Linked DNA regions of Mus musculus: region 2 is linked to region 1. Evidence: chromatin loops called from intact Hi-C (ENCODE). Cell type or tissue: heart. All regions are shown on one strand. Links, peaks and the distances in the headings refer to the core of each region. The heading gives the core; the rest is flanking DNA. Region 1 holds the start of Pik3r4 (phosphoinositide-3-kinase regulatory subunit 4). Region 2 holds the start of Mrpl3 (mitochondrial ribosomal protein L3).

Region 1 (8,329 bases), core at 1-8,000:
AGGTGGTGGTGACCCCAACATCCACTGTCAACAGTCATAAGTGCATCTGTGGAGTGGGCTTCAAGAAGTGTGCCCCTCAGGCACTCGGACAAATCCACAAGTAGGCCATGAAGGACTCCAGCAGAGCCATCTGGGCCAAAGGAATAAGAAGGACTGTTGCATAGCATAGCTGTGTGCACTTGCTCACAAAATGTAATGAGACCTCGCCAACCAAGCAAGCGCTACCCTGCGCTACTCTGCAATCCTCATACCTGGCTCAAAATCTATACTAGGATGCGGTCTGATGGGTGTCAAAAACAGTTTAAAACTGCTTACAAAACAAAACAAAACAAACTCATATGGACCAGGGGATCTGCTCGGTCAGAAAAGTGCTTGCTTTGCAAGACCCAGGCCCTGAATTAAAACCCCAGAATCCACATTAAAAAAAGCTGTGTGGAATGGTCCAGGCTTCTAAGTCCAGAGCTGAAGACAGAGCTTGGATGATCTCTGGGGTTCACTGACTGGCCAGCTTCCTGCCCAGGGAGAGACCCTGCCGCAGAATAAGTAAGAGTGGACAGGGAACTTACCAGTACGGAGACAACACTGGGCTGGTTCCTTGGGTACTGCTCACTGTGCACGAGCGCGCACGCACACACACACACACACACACACACACACACACACACACACACAGCCCTCTATGAATATACACAAATAAAACCTCCATGTGACTCAACTAGCGTTCTGAGTGAATGCACAGCAATAAATTCCAACGCTAAAAAGATGCCTTGTAGGATCCTCATACACTGCCTGAAACCAACTACCCCAGCAAACGCCAGTCCCTCTGTCGGCCTCAGCTTGAATGCCATCTCTCTAAGGGAGGCCTGCTCTGACACTGCCTCTCCACCTATCACTCCCACAGAGGCTTACTTAGCTGTGTGCTTCTGTAGCAGCAACTGTGCTTCTCCCCACCACGGCAAACACCCGGGGCAAACACCCGGGGCAAACACCCGGGGAAACGTACTTTTTCTCTATCCTCAACCTGACATGTAGCCTCCTCCTGTGCCGCCAGCACTGCGTAGTGTGTGTTTTGAATGTCTGAATGAGAACTATTTCGAATTTTCTCATCACTTCTGCATGTCCAATGAGGACATCGTGTATCTGTCTGAAACCGTCTGAGAGGGCCTAGCAAGAAATCTTTGAAAAGCAGGCAATTTACGCAAAACCACGTTTCTGTTTGGCAGTAGAAAAAAAAAAATATGCAAGTTAGCTGATCTGACTGACTCACACACCTGCCGAAAAGATGTCCATGGCTCTCTTCAGCTCTCCCCGCGCTCTCTGATTGCTATTCAGGTCGACAAGCGGGGTTGAGGGGTCTCTCATGTACTCTAACTCGGTGGCGAACATCCCACCGTCAACGAAGCGCTCGGGAGCTATGTAGCATGTCCTCCTTCTCGAGGTGTCAAAGAAATAGTTGAAATCCGCTGGGTTGTCCTCGGGAAGATACGTGGGCTTAAAACTGGCGAAGTCGGTTAGGAGGACCCAGTTCCAACTGGTGACCATCACATTCTCTGTCTTGATGTCTCCGTGGCGGACTCCAGATTTGTGCGCTTGGTCCACGGCCGTCAGGATCTGGAAGGCGATCCAGCGCTTCTCGATGTTGTTTAGGAACGGGCGGGTACTGATGCGATCGTAGAGGTTGTCTCTCACATACTGCCGGAACAGCATGGCTGCTTTCTCAGACGCCTTTTCTGCTGCTTTCTGGAAGGGGAGGCAGTTCTGGGCGGAGTGGAGCCTGATTTTCAGTTCCTCCAGCTCCTGTTTATAACTAGTTAAGGGTAACGTGGGATCCTGAATTGCAAAGACCTTCACAACCACCAGGCCTTCCCGGTGCTTGGCTCGAGCGACTTTAAAAAACCGAGTGCTTCCCAGGCTCTTATCATACTCAAAGTCATGGATGTCTGAGAAATAACTCTCTACAGACAGGATCTGGGAAGGAGCGATGCCAGCCAGCTGATTTCCCATAATGCCCAGCACCTCTGGGACAGCAGCTTAACACAGAACACCTGGGTAAAAGGATGTCGAGCAGGAGAGAGATTAAAATGGAGAGAAACAAAGAAACAGTGAAATCGCCATTATTTGGCCTTTTCCTAAAAGACATCTGTACCTTTACCTACTATGTGTGTGAATGTGAGTCCCAGATCTGTCTCAAATTCAGAAAAAATTATCTAAGTAGATTTTATTACTTTTATCTAAAAATATGGTGCTACGTCATGTCATTCTTTCCAGCCGCTAAACTGTTTAATTACATACATGCCTTCAACATTTTATTTTAGAGATAAGGTCTGTGTAGCCCAGGCTTGGCATGGAACTCTCTATGTAGCCCGAGAAGTGAGTTTGAACTCCAGATCCTCTAGCCTCCACCTCGTAAGGGCTGAGATCCCACTATGCACAACGTAGTCCCTTCAACATTAAGCTAAAAATGTTAAAAACATGCATTCACTGTGTGATACTATTAAAGTCGTAAAAGTACCGTATGCCTCGGTCCTTGTCCGGGAAAACTAGTTTACTTGCAAGTAAGAAACACGCTAAACGCTTAAAAGAACGAATCACATGATACAAACGGATCATTTTAAGTCCTGGGAGGATCAATCAGATCTATAGAATTAGCATCAACTGGGCCTTGCATCCTCGCAGTGATGTCTCCCTCCTCCTAAACCAAGGCAAACTCCTCCAGTTTGCAACAAGAAACCCCGCCAGAAACATTCAAGAAAAGTAAGCCGAAATGCACACTGCCCCAAGTTACCTAACCCCACATTTTGCAGGAACTGTCTCCCTACCCCATAGTTGAGCACTCAGGAAAACATTTACCCCAGGCCTCTGGCAACTCAAAAGTCGCTGAAAGATCCCAGGGAGGTCTTGGCAGAGCTCCGAGGGGCTTGGGCGTGAACGGAAGCCGGCCAGGAGAATGTTTTCTGTGAGGGGTCTTCTTTCAGACACGGGACCGGGGTAGTTGGGGCAGGAGCGCAGACACGTCCGAGATCTAGAGCTGGGGGTGAACAACTGGGAGAGCAAACACACTCGGGACTCCGGACACCCAGCAGCCTCGCTGCCGGCTCCTCCCCTGCCGCCCTGGGCCCCCGCGGGTTCGAGTCCCCGGATCCCAGGGCCTTTGCAGCAGCCCTGGACAGGGACAGGGACAGGGACAGTGCCCGTCCAGGAAGACGACTTCACCTGCGGCAAACGCTGAACTCCCGGGAAAGCCTCCGGGTTGACCTCACTTCCTGTTGAGATCGGAAGTGACGGACGGAGGCTTGAGGAAGCGTTCAGTAGGAAGCCGGTTGCTAGGAAACAAGGGAAGGAAGCGTGGCCTCGCTGCCTCAAGCAGGAGGTGCTTTTCTTCACTAACTCTGTGACCAATGGCTCTAAGTAAACTTACCCACGTACTTAGAAAACCTAGCTCCCCCACTAAGTTGGATTTCAACTTTATTGAGTGAGAAGCTATGTGTCATAAAGTTCGTCGGTTTAAAAAGTGCACAATTGGGGTGACACGAACCTTTAATCTCATTACTCAGGAGAGGTAGATGGATTTGTTAGAGGCTAGCCTGTCTATAAAGAGAGATCCTCTCTCCAAAAAAAAATGTATGTATGTATGTATGCATGCATGCATATTTTGTATGTACACACACAAGTTATCTCGGTATGGCAGAGCCAAAGCTGTCATGGCTTCACAGCAGGAGTAAATCTTACAGTGAACCTACACAACACCTGGCATTTTAAGTCAACCATTGGTTGGGGAAGTGTATGCACCCTACCTCTCTGTGATAAAGACTTGGCTTCTAATGTATTCTAGGAGAGAAACCACTTTCTTCAATTGACTCCCTACTGAGTGCCCACCAGACTCCAATGGATAGCCCCAAACTCACTGCCTAAACTCAGTGAGTCTTGGAAAAAAAATATTTGAAAGTGCTGGTTAATTAGGGGTGGGGGTATTACAGTAATCACATTATACATGTATAAGATTGTCAAAAAATCAAGTTAAAACCATTTTTCAAAGTGTCAAGATTGGCTGGTTTTAATTCTTTATTCATTCTATTTTTGAAAGCAAGGTCTCGTTCTGTATTTCAGGCTAGCTGAAATACATCCCCCTGCCCCAACTTACTGGGTGCTGGAATTACCTGGGTGCATCATGGTAAAAAGAATGGGTCTTTGCTGGAGTTGTGTTCTAATTTTCTTGCTTTTGCTACTGTGCTGGTTCGAATGAGAATGGCTCCCAAAGGGTTGTATATTTGAATATCTAGTCCCTAGTGGGTGGGCTATTTAGAGGACTAGAAGGTGTGGCTTTATTGGGGGAGGTGTGTCACTGGCTTTGAGGTTTAAAAAGCCTAGGCCAGGCCCAGTGTCCCTCTCTTGCTGCTGCCTGTTGACCAGGCTGTAACTCTCAGCTCCTGCCTGCCAGCTGCGATGATTGATCCCTGCCACGGTGATCTTTGACTAACCCTCTGAAACCTTAAACTGTAGCCTCCCATAAGCCTGAAGCAGGCTAAGCCAGAACTTGATCTTGCTGCCACTAAGGAGATTATCTAGGGTGGAGCCTAGAGCACTCTATTGTTCTGCCACTGCCGCTGTTCCCCTTCAAGATACTGCTACCTGCTGAGAGGCCCCAGAACTATTCTAGAGACTACACCCTATTCTGCATGTCATCACCTGCGGCTGGTTCCAGGCTCCAAGGATGAATTGGCGGGAATGGACTTCCCCGCCCCCTCTTTTATAAAGCATGTCCACCATTAAAAATTTGAACCTTGATCAGAACCCTGTCTTGGTTCCATCTTCCTCTGGTCGCCTAGTTTCCCTCTCTTTCAGCACCGGCCTGCTATTCAGGTGTACCCGTCCTTGTGAGCCGCTGGACGGCTCGCAACATTAAGCAAGCCGCTTAAGAAAATACTTTCTTTTATAAGTGTTGCCTCCCCAGCACCAAAGAGGAGAGGGAGAAAGCGGTTGTTTTTAATATATTTTTACAGTTCTATAATAGCTATAATCTGTTTCACCAAAAGGAAAAGCCTGAAGCTGTGAGCTAGCCCTCGGCCCCTTGGCCTTTACGTTCTGAGAAACTGCTAAATTATTTTCCAAAGTGCACACAGCCTTACATCCCCACCAGCACAGTGTGGGGCTCCTGATCCCTCTGTGTCCTTTCTAGCGATGACATCATCCATTTTCCATTATTAGAGCATCTTGGTGGGTACAAAGTGACATCTCCTTTTGGTTTCATTTGCAGTTCCCCGAGGATTTAATGACGTTGAGCATCTCCTCGTGTACCTGTTGCCCATTCATTCGTCATCTCTGGAAAATGTCTACTTAAATCCTTTGTCAAAGCCTTAGATGTAGCTTGGTGTTTGATTGTCTGGTCTGCTTGGGACCTCAAGGTCAACCCCCTGGAGTCTCAGAATCAAGTCATAAATACTTTGTATGCAATTGATTTTTCTTCTTTTAAAACCTTTTTAGGTTTATATGGATGGATGCTTTGGCTGCGTGTGTTTATCTGCACCACATTCATGCCAGTGCCTGTGGAGGTCAGAAGGAGGCATCAGATCCCTTGGAACTGGAATCACATGTTAAAGATGAGTGTGAGCCACCACATGGATGCTGGGACTCAAACCCAAGCCCTCTGCAAGAACAAGTACTATAAACCTCTGAGCCCCCTCTGAGCCAGATGTGCACAGTGGTGCAGGCCTTTAATCCCAGCACTTGGGAGGCAGAGGCAGAGCCTGGTCTACAGAGCAAATTCCAGGCCAACCAGGGCTACACAGAGAAACCCTGTCTCAAAAAATGAAAACCAAATACCAACAACAACACTGAGTTATCTCTCCAGCCCCAGACATTTTAAGTTTTAAGCGTTCTTTATATGGAGTCAGGCATGGTGGCTTGTGACTGTTCTTAATATGGGGTCAGGCACATTGGCCTGTGACTGTAACCTCAGTGCTCAGTGGCAGATGTGCTAGAATCAGAAGATCCAGACTTGGCCTGGGCTATATACACGAGGCCCTGTCTCAAAAAAAAAAAAAAAAAAAAAAAAAGGTGTTTTTTTTTTAATGTATTCAAGAAACACAAAAGGTTTTAATCCAAAGCTGAATTGTTTTTTAAGCATCCCTGCCAATATTCTTTTCACTCTTCTTTATCTCAGTAGGCAGCACTATCGATGACTAGGCTCCTCAAACTATAAATCTGGAAGTTGTTAGGGCATCTTTGGTACCTTCTTTGGCCAAGGTCACAAAAGGAATGAAGCAAGGGTCCACAGCAACACTCAAGCTCTGTGGCAATTTTATTGAAAGCAATCAGGCTTTTTATAGCCTTATCAGAAAGAGAATACAGTGGCAATTGCCAGGATCAATACTGTTGTAGTTGCCAGGATACGATGATGTTTTCAAGCCATGCAGGGTACACAAGATTAATGTCTAAGACCAATTGTCTTGTCAGGCTGCTAAGCTGCTGTGACTTCCAAGGGCTCATACAGAGAAGCACAAGGGCGCTTGAAAGCTTCACTGCCCCAGGGAGTGTGTTGGTCTCTCAGGAACTGGAAGGTACACTGTTCCCCAAGAGCCACAGACACTAACCTGAGAAATCTAAGACATATGCCTCTGAAGGTAGCTAGGCCTGGCCAACTCCATGGTTCCCTGTACTTCTCCCATCTCTCTTCTTTGAAGTCTCCTTCCCCCAATCATTTGTCCCTGGTGCGATGTCACCAAGCGATGCCACTGTTCCAGGATGAAAGTGAAACAGCCATCATCCTATGTTTAACTTTCAACACCTCCATAGGGAAGACATTATTTTTATGTTTCTTTGATGATTTTCTCTGAGTCTTTTATGGTTTCATTTTGTTTCCTTAAATTACTGAAGTATAACTTGACCATTGGGTTTTTTTTTGTTTGCTTGTTTTGTTTTTGTCTAGAGAGATGCCCAATTATCCACAAACTCCAACAGTGATCCAATTTCCTTTCTTACTTAAAATGACATAGTTATCACATATCAGCTACCTGTGTATATTTTGGTCTTCTGAACCTCTTATGTATTACATTGCTATTTAGTTTTCAGTAGTTTGAATAATTATACAATGCTTTACTATTGGTAAGATTAGTCCTAGAGTGATCTTTTAATAAATAGAACTATAGTGTGGGGAGTGGTGGCCCATGCCTTTAATCTCCAGCACAGGGCCATGGATCTCTCTGAGTTCTAAGCCAGCCAGGACTACATAGTGAGACCCTGTCTAAAAATAACCTACAAGAGTAGAATCATAAGACACCTTGTTTATAGAATTCTGGAAATGCATCCTCATTTTGAGGTTACAAGTCTTTAGCTTATGAATAGCTGATTGTTTCTGGGGGAGGGAGAATCCATTTTTTTTAGTATGTGTCCACACACACACACTATTGCTTATGCTTCTGTGAATAGCCAGAAGATATTTTAACATTGCTATTGTATTTCTGACTCATACCTTGTGTAAATGCTTTAAACACTTCTCCAATAGAGAAATAGTACTAGGAAAAGCCAGACTGGCAGCACAAACTAGACTCAGTGGGTTACAAAAGAAGAAACAAGGGTGTGATGTGGGGAGTGTGGCATAGAGGTAGAAGTGGCTCTGGGAGAGGGGAAAAAGAGGGTGAGTGTGAGTCTCAATACACAGAGAGAGAGACACACACACACAGAAACACATACACAGACACATGCACATGTACACAGACACACACACAGAGAAGGAGAGAAAGAGAGAAATACACTCAAACACACACATGTGCACATGTATGCACACACTGATACACAGAGATACACACATACACACAGAGATACACACAGAGATACACACACACACACACACACACACACACACACATACACACACACATTTTCCCAGCTTGAGGAAAAAGACTGAGGCATGATTGACCCCTAGTTTCCCCACCACAGCTCGAATCACCCACTGGTCCACTCAATACCCCACACTGGCCTTCTCTGTTTTGTTTTGTTTTTTTTATAACCAAGCACAAAGCCTCCATATTCATTTTCATTCACTTTATACCACTCTCTTTACTATGCAAAATCTGCCCATATTTTATATCCCAAATCAAATGTAAACTCCTCAGGAAGGTCTTTCCTGATTACCCTCTTGTATTAGGGCTCTGTAGAGGAAAAGAATTTATAGAATTACACACACATATAAATACACACATATATACATATACATATACATATACATATACATATACATATACATATACATATACATATACATATACATATACATATACATATACATATAAAGGGGGTTATTAGAATGGATTACATGCTGTGGCCCAGCTGG
Region 2 (8,333 bases), core at 323-8,322, 590 kb after region 1:
CAGTATGGTTACATCTTGATTTTTGCCCATGTTTATTTCATAAATGACAACAAAAACCTAAATTTGTTTGGAGATGAGTGGTGTGTTCACTCGCCCTTGAAGATATTAATTGGGGGCATTTTTCTAACACGCTACATAGTCAGCATTCTGTTAACACTGCACTTAGGAAACAATGATCTGTTAAAAAGAAATCTGATGTGGGTTCATATGCATCCCAAACAGAAAGTTCCTTCTAAAATACGTAACAATAATTTTTATGAACTTCTGGTTTTAAGTGTAAAATTGATTTTTTTTCATACAAGAAAAAAAAAGGGTAAAATATCTATGTTTTTCTATGCAGGAAAGCCCTATATCAAATGAAAAAACCAAAATCAAACAAATGGACCCAGGATGTGCTGAGTGTACGGCAGGCAGTCCAGGCAACTAGAGGAAGCTTGTTTAGTCCTTGTGATGAACCCAACACAGGCAGTGAGCACGTTAACCTTCGCTTCACCGATGTACAAACACTGTGGCTCTGTGAAGTCTAGTCAACCCAAAATCTCTGCCAGCCAGACAGGCCTCAGGGTCAGTGTCAGTTTGTGACTACAGAACATTCTGCAAACATGAACGTATGTAGAGCTAAAACTAATAACATGTAGTATTTTAGGAATGAAAATATAGACTTACATAGAAGCGTGACACGGTTTTCCCGCCCACTGTCAGGGCTGCGATTTTTCCATTATGGTCTTCCTTGGGAGTGTATTTTAACACATGACAGTCTTGTACCTGAAAACAAACATAAAACCTGAGCTTGTAACGTGATCCACCAGCCACAGTGAGTACCTAGGACAGTCAGGATTACAGCAAAAATAATTATTTTTAAAAAAGAGTTATAATCCCATGACTGTGCCTGCCTCTCCCTAATCTTCACTTCTCAAACTGTGACCCCAATCAGCATGAGCATCCCCTGGGAATACGGTACAGTGAACCCAAGTCCCAGTCCAGACTTTAAACCTCTGGCTAAGTAAGGAGAGCTGCCTTTCGCTCAACACTGCATTTGCGAAGCTCACTTTCCTGCTATGTGTAACCCCATTCACTGCCCCAGACTGTGTGAATGGTCATCACCTGTTCTCCACACTGATGAACACTTAGGAATTCCAGTTCTAGGGTATTAAACACCATAGTGCCTGAGACAGTGCTGAAGAAGAACCATGGCATACACCTTCCGGGACTTCCCAGAGAACCCATCGAGACAATGACTACAGGGTTCATAGGCCTAAACTTGACACACAGTAATAAACTGCTTCTTGTGCGGTTGTACCAGTCTGCCATTATTGATCCACACTCAGACCATAATAGTTCATGAAGGCTCTGTACCTTGTTAACATTCTAAGCGTGCACAGCCTATATTTTAACCATCATCACACCTCTGAGATTAGACCCAGGACACTGAGCTGTCCAGAATGATCTAGAGTAATGGTCTAACTTCATCTGTGCTTTCTCTATAGTGAAAGCAGTTGAAAGTTTCCAGACACTATGCACCGTCTCTAGGAGCTGACATTTGTCATCTCTTGTGGTCCTCACAGTAACAGTGTGCAGTGAGGCCTAACTTTTCCTCTTATAGAATTATATCACTTAGAGAAGAGGCTAGAGCACTCATGAACATAGCAAGTGGCAGAGCCAGGATTTATCCTCAGAGCCTGAGTCCTTAACCATTTCAGAATGACTGCTCTTGGTGAATAAAATGTGGTTTCCCCGGAGGAAGCAGAGTCCTCTCTGACTGTCAGCAAGGAGATCACAATCACAGTCAGGGCCTGAACGAACTACTGTGAACATGATGGGCTTGAGACACTTTCTAAGAATGAATTAAGTGGATGATCCGTGAGGCTCTATGCTACCCTACCCTGCCTAGGCATTACTCCAAGTATTCTAATCCCATTGTGAGAAAACTGGTTTAGGCTAGAATCAACTTTCCTGGAACCGTCAGAAGCAAAGCTCTTTACTATTATCTGTCATATTCTTCTTTACCACACCGTTTTCTGTCTGGGATACACATTTCAACCAATGCAGGTTATGTGCACAGATCTTGGCACACACATATCCCTTATAAGCATGTTTTCTTACCTGTAGTAATGTGACTGCATGCTTTTGACCATCCTTGGTCCATAAAGGCATCATGCCTAGCTTCAGGGCGATGAGGCCAACTCTGAAAGAACCTGCCAACAAATATAATATATTCAAGACTACTTACAGATGTAATTATCTTCAATTATATTAGGTACAATATACTGGTGGTTAATAAATGTTTGTAAAATTAGCAAATGTAAGATAATTCTAACATTTCAGCTTTAAAATAACAGTATTCATATAATAATAGTATTAATATATATAATTCCATTATTATTCTTTTGTAGTTTTAGTTCCTGTCCAGCATTATCAATGAGAAAACATCTATTCCAATTCTAAGGCATTAAATGGTATTATACTACATACATGCCACAAGTTCTCTTCTACTAAGCTGTCCTCTATAAAGAACTTTTGGGGCTGGCACTGTAGCTCCATTGGCAGAGTGCCTGCCTTGCAAGGACAAGACCCTAAGTTTGATCTCATGTACTGCATAAGCCAGGTCTGAGGGTATATGCCTATAACTCAGCACTCAGGAGTTAGAAGCTGCAAACTCAGGAACTCAAGCCAGGCTAGACTTGAACTTTTGTCACTAGACAACAAAGTGTCTCAATAACTCCAGAGAACACACGTTCACAGGAAAAGCCCCATCCTGCCTGGTCTGGCCACCAATGGGTTTAGTGTATTATACTACATACATGCCATACATACATGCCATACATACATGCCATAGGACATGCTGATTCTGGAACTATGCTTCCCAAACAGCACACAAGCATCCCAACTGAAAGTAGCTGTATTAATACAGGACAGTTTACACTGGATTTTCCAGCCTCTTCTTCCTGGTTTCTACCTTTCATTTTATATTCTTTGTATCTAAAGAAGACAATATATGCAGAATGCTTCACCTCACACCTACAAAACACCTTCCTGAGGTCTTTTACTTATCTGGAAACAAATAAGCTGGCAGACGAAAGCAGAATGAAACAGATATGAAAATTCAAGATGTCATATGTCACCATTTTCATGCATCAAGCCATACTGTAATTAAGGGGTCACATCTCAAATCCCTACACCTCACCTGGTTCCCAGGGATGTAAAGGCCACGGCTCATCTTTCAAGGGATTCAGTTTACTTGTCAGCTGGGTTTTATTTTCATCGGAGACCAGTTGCTTAACAAAGGAGAGATTTTCTTCAGAAAGATGTTCATCCCACCAAGTACTACTCTTGCTGTGGAGATTTCTAACAAAGAACAAGATATTCTTTCTGGAAACAAAAACAATCAAGTCATTATTTCCATTTAATGTAGGGGAGGCCACAGTTAGATAATGCACTCACGGCCTCAGGGAATGGTGTGGTTTGTCCATTTTCCCTAACACTTCTTATAATAACACGGGGGCTTCTGCTTTAACCAAGAATGGTTACCCTGAAGGCTAAATTTATCTTTTCATTAACAATAAACAATCCTACCTAACTAATAAGAAACACATGAGTGACTACTAACCCACATGAATCTGTACTTGACAGTTTTCTAATGGAGTGGCATCGCCAATGTTAACAAACTACCAAATAAGCAGTTTTAAAAACAAAACTAAAAACCACAGAACACAACCCCTGTCCAGCAAATGCACTAAGAAGGAGATTAGCAGCTTGAGGCAAGGAAGGAAGGAAGTGTGTTTAATTTTTGCATACGGTGGGGGTGGATGAGAACCTAAATAAACCTCTGGGCAGTCTACTTTGGTTGGTAGTGAGGAAGTTCCAGCTTAGAATTACAAGTGATTTTCTACTCATTAGCTGAGTGACTTTGGACAACCTATTTCCCTTTAGTTTCAGTTTTATCTGAAAAACTTTCACGACAGTGGTCTGCTCACCGGACACAAGGCCTAATATAGGTTACAATACAAACACAACGTCTAGTCCAGCACTGGCTGGTTGGAAGACATTCTTGCTGCTGCTAATAGTCGCAGCTAACCCCTAATTCCTTGAACATTAAAACAAAACCCCACTACTCCTTCAAGGCTTTAGATTGAACGATGCTTTCTTAATTTTCTATGCTACCCCCTTGAACACATGGCCCCTTCCACTTCTAACCCTCTGCGGCAAAACCAAATCTCTGTTCAAGGACATAGTTGAGTGGGCGGCGCCCCCCGCCACCACCTCTTGCCCATACCCACCTTCTCTCTAAGCCGGGGTCAGCACCTAGGCCTCTGGCGCCACAGCCCAGCACCCGGGCGCCAGCCTGCGCCAGCAGCCTCCAACCCGGCATGGAAGTGGCCGGGCAGGGCTCGGCTCGCGACACCTCCCGCCGCGCCGCCGCGGAGCTTTCAGCAAGTCCCCAACCCAAACCCCAGGAGTTCGTAGTAGGCCTGGGACAGCAGTCACGCCGTTTGTCCGCCAATGCCCTCCGCGGAGGAAAAGCACAGCCGGGCCACTTCCGGTCCGTTTCTCAAAGCGGTCCGGGTAAAGACTCCATACCTGTAACTATGGTTCCGTATCCAAATGGCTCTACTTTGCCAATGGATTAGATGGTTGACTCTAGTGGTGGCAAAGAACGTTTGGGGCTTTAAACTTTAGGAGAATGTGACAAGAAAAGATAAAAATTTCTTTGTAAACTAAAGAAAGAGAAGTCACCTCCAATAATACTCACTGTGGGAAAACTCACTGTGCTAAGTAAGTCGCACTTTGGCAATTTTATATTGGTTAATCCCAAGACCAGCCCTTTAAAGAAGTTATTTCTATATTATAACTAAGGGAGCAAGTACTTAAAATTTATGTACATGCCAAAAACAGATGAACAGAGTTAACACTGAAATAGGACTGATGTATGCTAACAATAAAGTGGGGTCAAAACAAACAAAACAAACCAAAAACAACAAAACCGGACCACATGCAACTTTCGGGGCTGGAGCACAAACAGTCCCAGGCCGTTCTTCAACTCATCAAAGACCTTAAACCGGAATTGTCTAGAGAGGCAGCTCATAGAGTTGAGACCAGGTGCAATTGTTTCAGGAAAGAGTGTTACCATAAAGTTTCAGAATGATCGTGATACAGCTACAACAGTACTGTATCTTCTATGCCCCAGGTCGTCCTACCTTGTATGTGCTAGACATTCATTTCTCTACTCCAAAAACCCTATCTCAGTTACATCAGTGTTTTTGGAAAAGTAGAAACAGCAATTTGGCCTTTCAGCTTCCTCTTTAGAGAGAGAGAGAGAGAGAGAGAGAGAGAGAGAGAGAGAGAGAGAGAGAGAGAGAGAGAGCGCAAGCGAGCAAGGAAGAAAGGAAGAAAGAAAGAAAGAAAGAAAGAAAGAAAGAAAGAAAGAAAGAAAGAAAGAAAGGAAGGAAGGAAGGAAGGAAGGAAGGAAGGAAGGAAGGAAGGAAGGAAGGAAGGAAGGAAGGAAGGAAGAAAGAAAATTAAAGACCTGGGTAACCTGCTTTAGAAAGTTTAGAGAGTTATTGCTTAGACGTGAGGGCTCAAAATCGTTGCCTGTTCTTCCACTAAGTGCTGTTGTGGGTACCTTGACAGCTTCTCAGTAATATTTTGAGACTCAGAGAAAAGAATGCATCACTCTGTCCTTGCTACCTGACTTCACAGATACTTAAGATAGGCATATTCATTGAGCCTTGACATCTACTATGCATGAGAATAAGAGAAAACAAAACCTACTATCACCAATATCTAGTGTTTTGTATGTCTATAGTATACAATAGTCTGTGTTCAGTATTGTATGTGTCCATCAGTCAATGGTATCCAGGAGGTCACTAAACTTGTAGGAAGGCCAGTTTAAGTAGCTCAATGCAACAAGAAGGACTATGTGCCTGGGGCTGTCAGTGTAGAAGTAAGTTGAAGAGCTTTATTACATGATTTGGGCTTACTCCAGGTGTTTTTTAATGTATTATCAAGGAAATGAACATATGTTCAAAATGGATGCTATGAAGAATTAAAGATAGTTCAGCAATTAGGCGTCTTAATTTTTGTTCTGGTGGCAGGAAGACCAAATTATGGGTTGAGAACAATTGGTGAACCTGTTAGTCATGTTTTTAGCAGCCTCTAGAAATACCGTGTTGATGTTTGGATGTAAAGACAGCAGTATGGGTGGTAAGAGGATTCATTTCATTCTCTCAGTATATTTTCCCACTTAATTTTTGTAATAACCTCATGCAATGATACTGTCATTATCCCAACTTAGGCAAAGGGAGATTGCATTACTTCTATAATATTACCCAGCTAGTAAGAGGTAAAGACAGTGTCTAAAGAGTGGCAGTATCACAACAGGGATGTTTTTCTAGACATTTTATTTGTTTCTCAGGAGTATCTGTGTTACTGTCCTGGCCTTAGAATTCCTCTAGCAATAGAGAGGAAAGCAAGTAAGTATACCCTATGCAATGGACTGGGGTGAGGGAGCATCCAGGTTAACCTTTGTTTCTTGTGCCAAGTTTTACCTGACCCAGAATGGGGACATTGTGTCAATGAAACCAATGATAGGCGCCACTGCCAAAGTGAATTGAAGAAAAACCATAATTTGCTGTCCTGATTGACAACTGGGGCACGGCATTGTCGTTACTCTAGATTTAGTCATTGCTGTGTACTTCTAAGTGACAGTCCCAGGTCCCAAGAGACCTAGCACTGGTTTCCTTAGGGGATACGGGATCAGATTTCAAGCTTTCCATAACTTGTGATGCTACTCCTAAGAAACTGCCACTCTGCCTTGGTAAGACTTCATTTCTCACTGGAGCAGAGATAACCGCCCCAGTCTCTTTTTAATATGACATTTCTGAGGTCCTTACCCCACTAATTCAGACCAAAGCTGATGAAAGAAACTTTCTGCTCATAAAAGTAAGAATAAAGCTATTTCCCCATTCTGAATTACTACATGCATGCTCAGAAAAGAGAAACCATCCATCATAAGAGTGTGTTTCCAAGCCAAGCTTCACTAGAGATACTGTCCTTGTGTGTTCCTACCATGTGCTTCTGCCACAGAGTCTCAATGATATTTGTGATGCGTTCCATGTGGTTGGCTTATTGCATAATAAGAACAACAACAATTTCATCTTCAGGTGATTATATTTTAGTGGCCATTTATGAGTCATTTAATAACATACATTATACTTGAAATTAAAAGCCTTTAATAAATTAGTTTAGTCTTTACATTATCCTAGGCCTTATTCTATTTTTCCTAAGATGTGGTGAATTAGAATATTTTCAGATTGTTAGCGGTGTTATTAAGCTGCAACACCTCTGGTGGTGGGAGAGAGAAAATGCAGTATAAGAGATTCTGGACTTGGAGATTCCATTGCTGGCTGAAACCAAAAGCCTAAAAGGCCATGGTGTAAAGTCCCCAGATGCCCATTCAACCAGGAATGCAAGATCAAGATACATTCGAGCTTTGCCATAAGATTTTCAGGACATAATCTTTATTTTTACTATGCCAGGCCCAGACTTCAGGGTTTCAGGAAACTATCAAATGGAAATATATTTAATTTGAGGAAAGCAAAAGGAAGAAGTGAAGGAGAAGGGAGTAAGAGGAATTGGAGTGGGAGAGGAACAGGAGGAGGACACAAAAGAGGAGGGCAGAGGAGGAGAAGGAAAGAAGGAGGAGAAGGAAAGAAGGAGGAGAGGAACGGCAGCAACTAGAGGAAGCCACCACCAGTGTGGCTATGTCTGACATTTTAAAAAAGTATTCCAGAATCTCGTCTCCTTCTGTTATTTTTTAATGTAGTTGTGAGATTTAATATGATACCAATGTGCATTTCTTTAATTTTTTTATTGTTATAAAAGTATTAGCAGTGGAAAACAGAACACCACACACCAGTGAAACACATGGCTCCAGTCGAGGCCATCTGGCTTGCTTCCCTCCTGGTGCCAGACCATTATTGCAATGCTCACCATCTACATTTGCAATTGCATGAAACTCAAAGAATAGGTAACTTCCCCACTTAGCAAACAACAGACAAGCAAACCCAAGCAGACCATCCAGCTTTACTGTTTGGCTCCTACTGTGAAATCACCAGTACTCAAGTGGCTCATGGCAGGGAAGAAGGGAGAAGCAAACAGACAAAACTGTGTATCCACAGGGAGATGTACAAACGACTTGAAGAGGATTCTCACAGAAGAGGTAATGCGAATTATCCCTTGAGGCGAGAGGAAGGTTTTTCCAGGAGTAGAGAATGGACATTATAAAGAAAGGAACACAATTACTGCAAAAACAAGAAACTGACCTGAAACTCTGG

Evidence for each region. A loop is a pair of places that touch in the nucleus more often than their neighbours do. Peaks named below come from ENCODE experiments on the same cell type or tissue, not always from the same donor. Only the 100,000 strongest peaks of a DNase experiment are listed, where the experiment ranks them.
Region 2: a loop joins it to region 1, with 4 times the contacts of the local background. A loop is called at or near these places in 2 of 42 quality-filtered maps.

Annotation. Positions count from the first base shown.
Region 1 is chr9:105,637,912-105,646,240 of GRCm38, reverse strand. It overlaps Pik3r4 (phosphoinositide-3-kinase regulatory subunit 4), which reads right to left and starts at 3,246. Exons shown (of 20, transcript NM_001081309.1): 1 at 2,851-3,246; 2 at 1,272-2,045. The coding sequence starts at 2,004. In heart, for the core only: no CTCF peak of the experiment used is centred there; a DNase peak (open chromatin) is centred at 3,270; H3K4me3 peaks cover 1,299 bases; H3K27ac peaks cover 986 bases.
Region 2 is chr9:105,049,457-105,057,789 of GRCm38, reverse strand. Mrpl3 (mitochondrial ribosomal protein L3) reads right to left here and starts at 4,522. Exons shown (of 10, transcript NM_053159.4): 1 at 4,278-4,522; 2 at 3,185-3,369; 3 at 2,104-2,195; 4 at 667-765. The coding sequence starts at 4,369. In heart, for the core only: no CTCF peak of the experiment used is centred there; a DNase peak (open chromatin) is centred at 4,419; H3K4me3 peaks cover 1,678 bases; H3K27ac peaks cover 947 bases.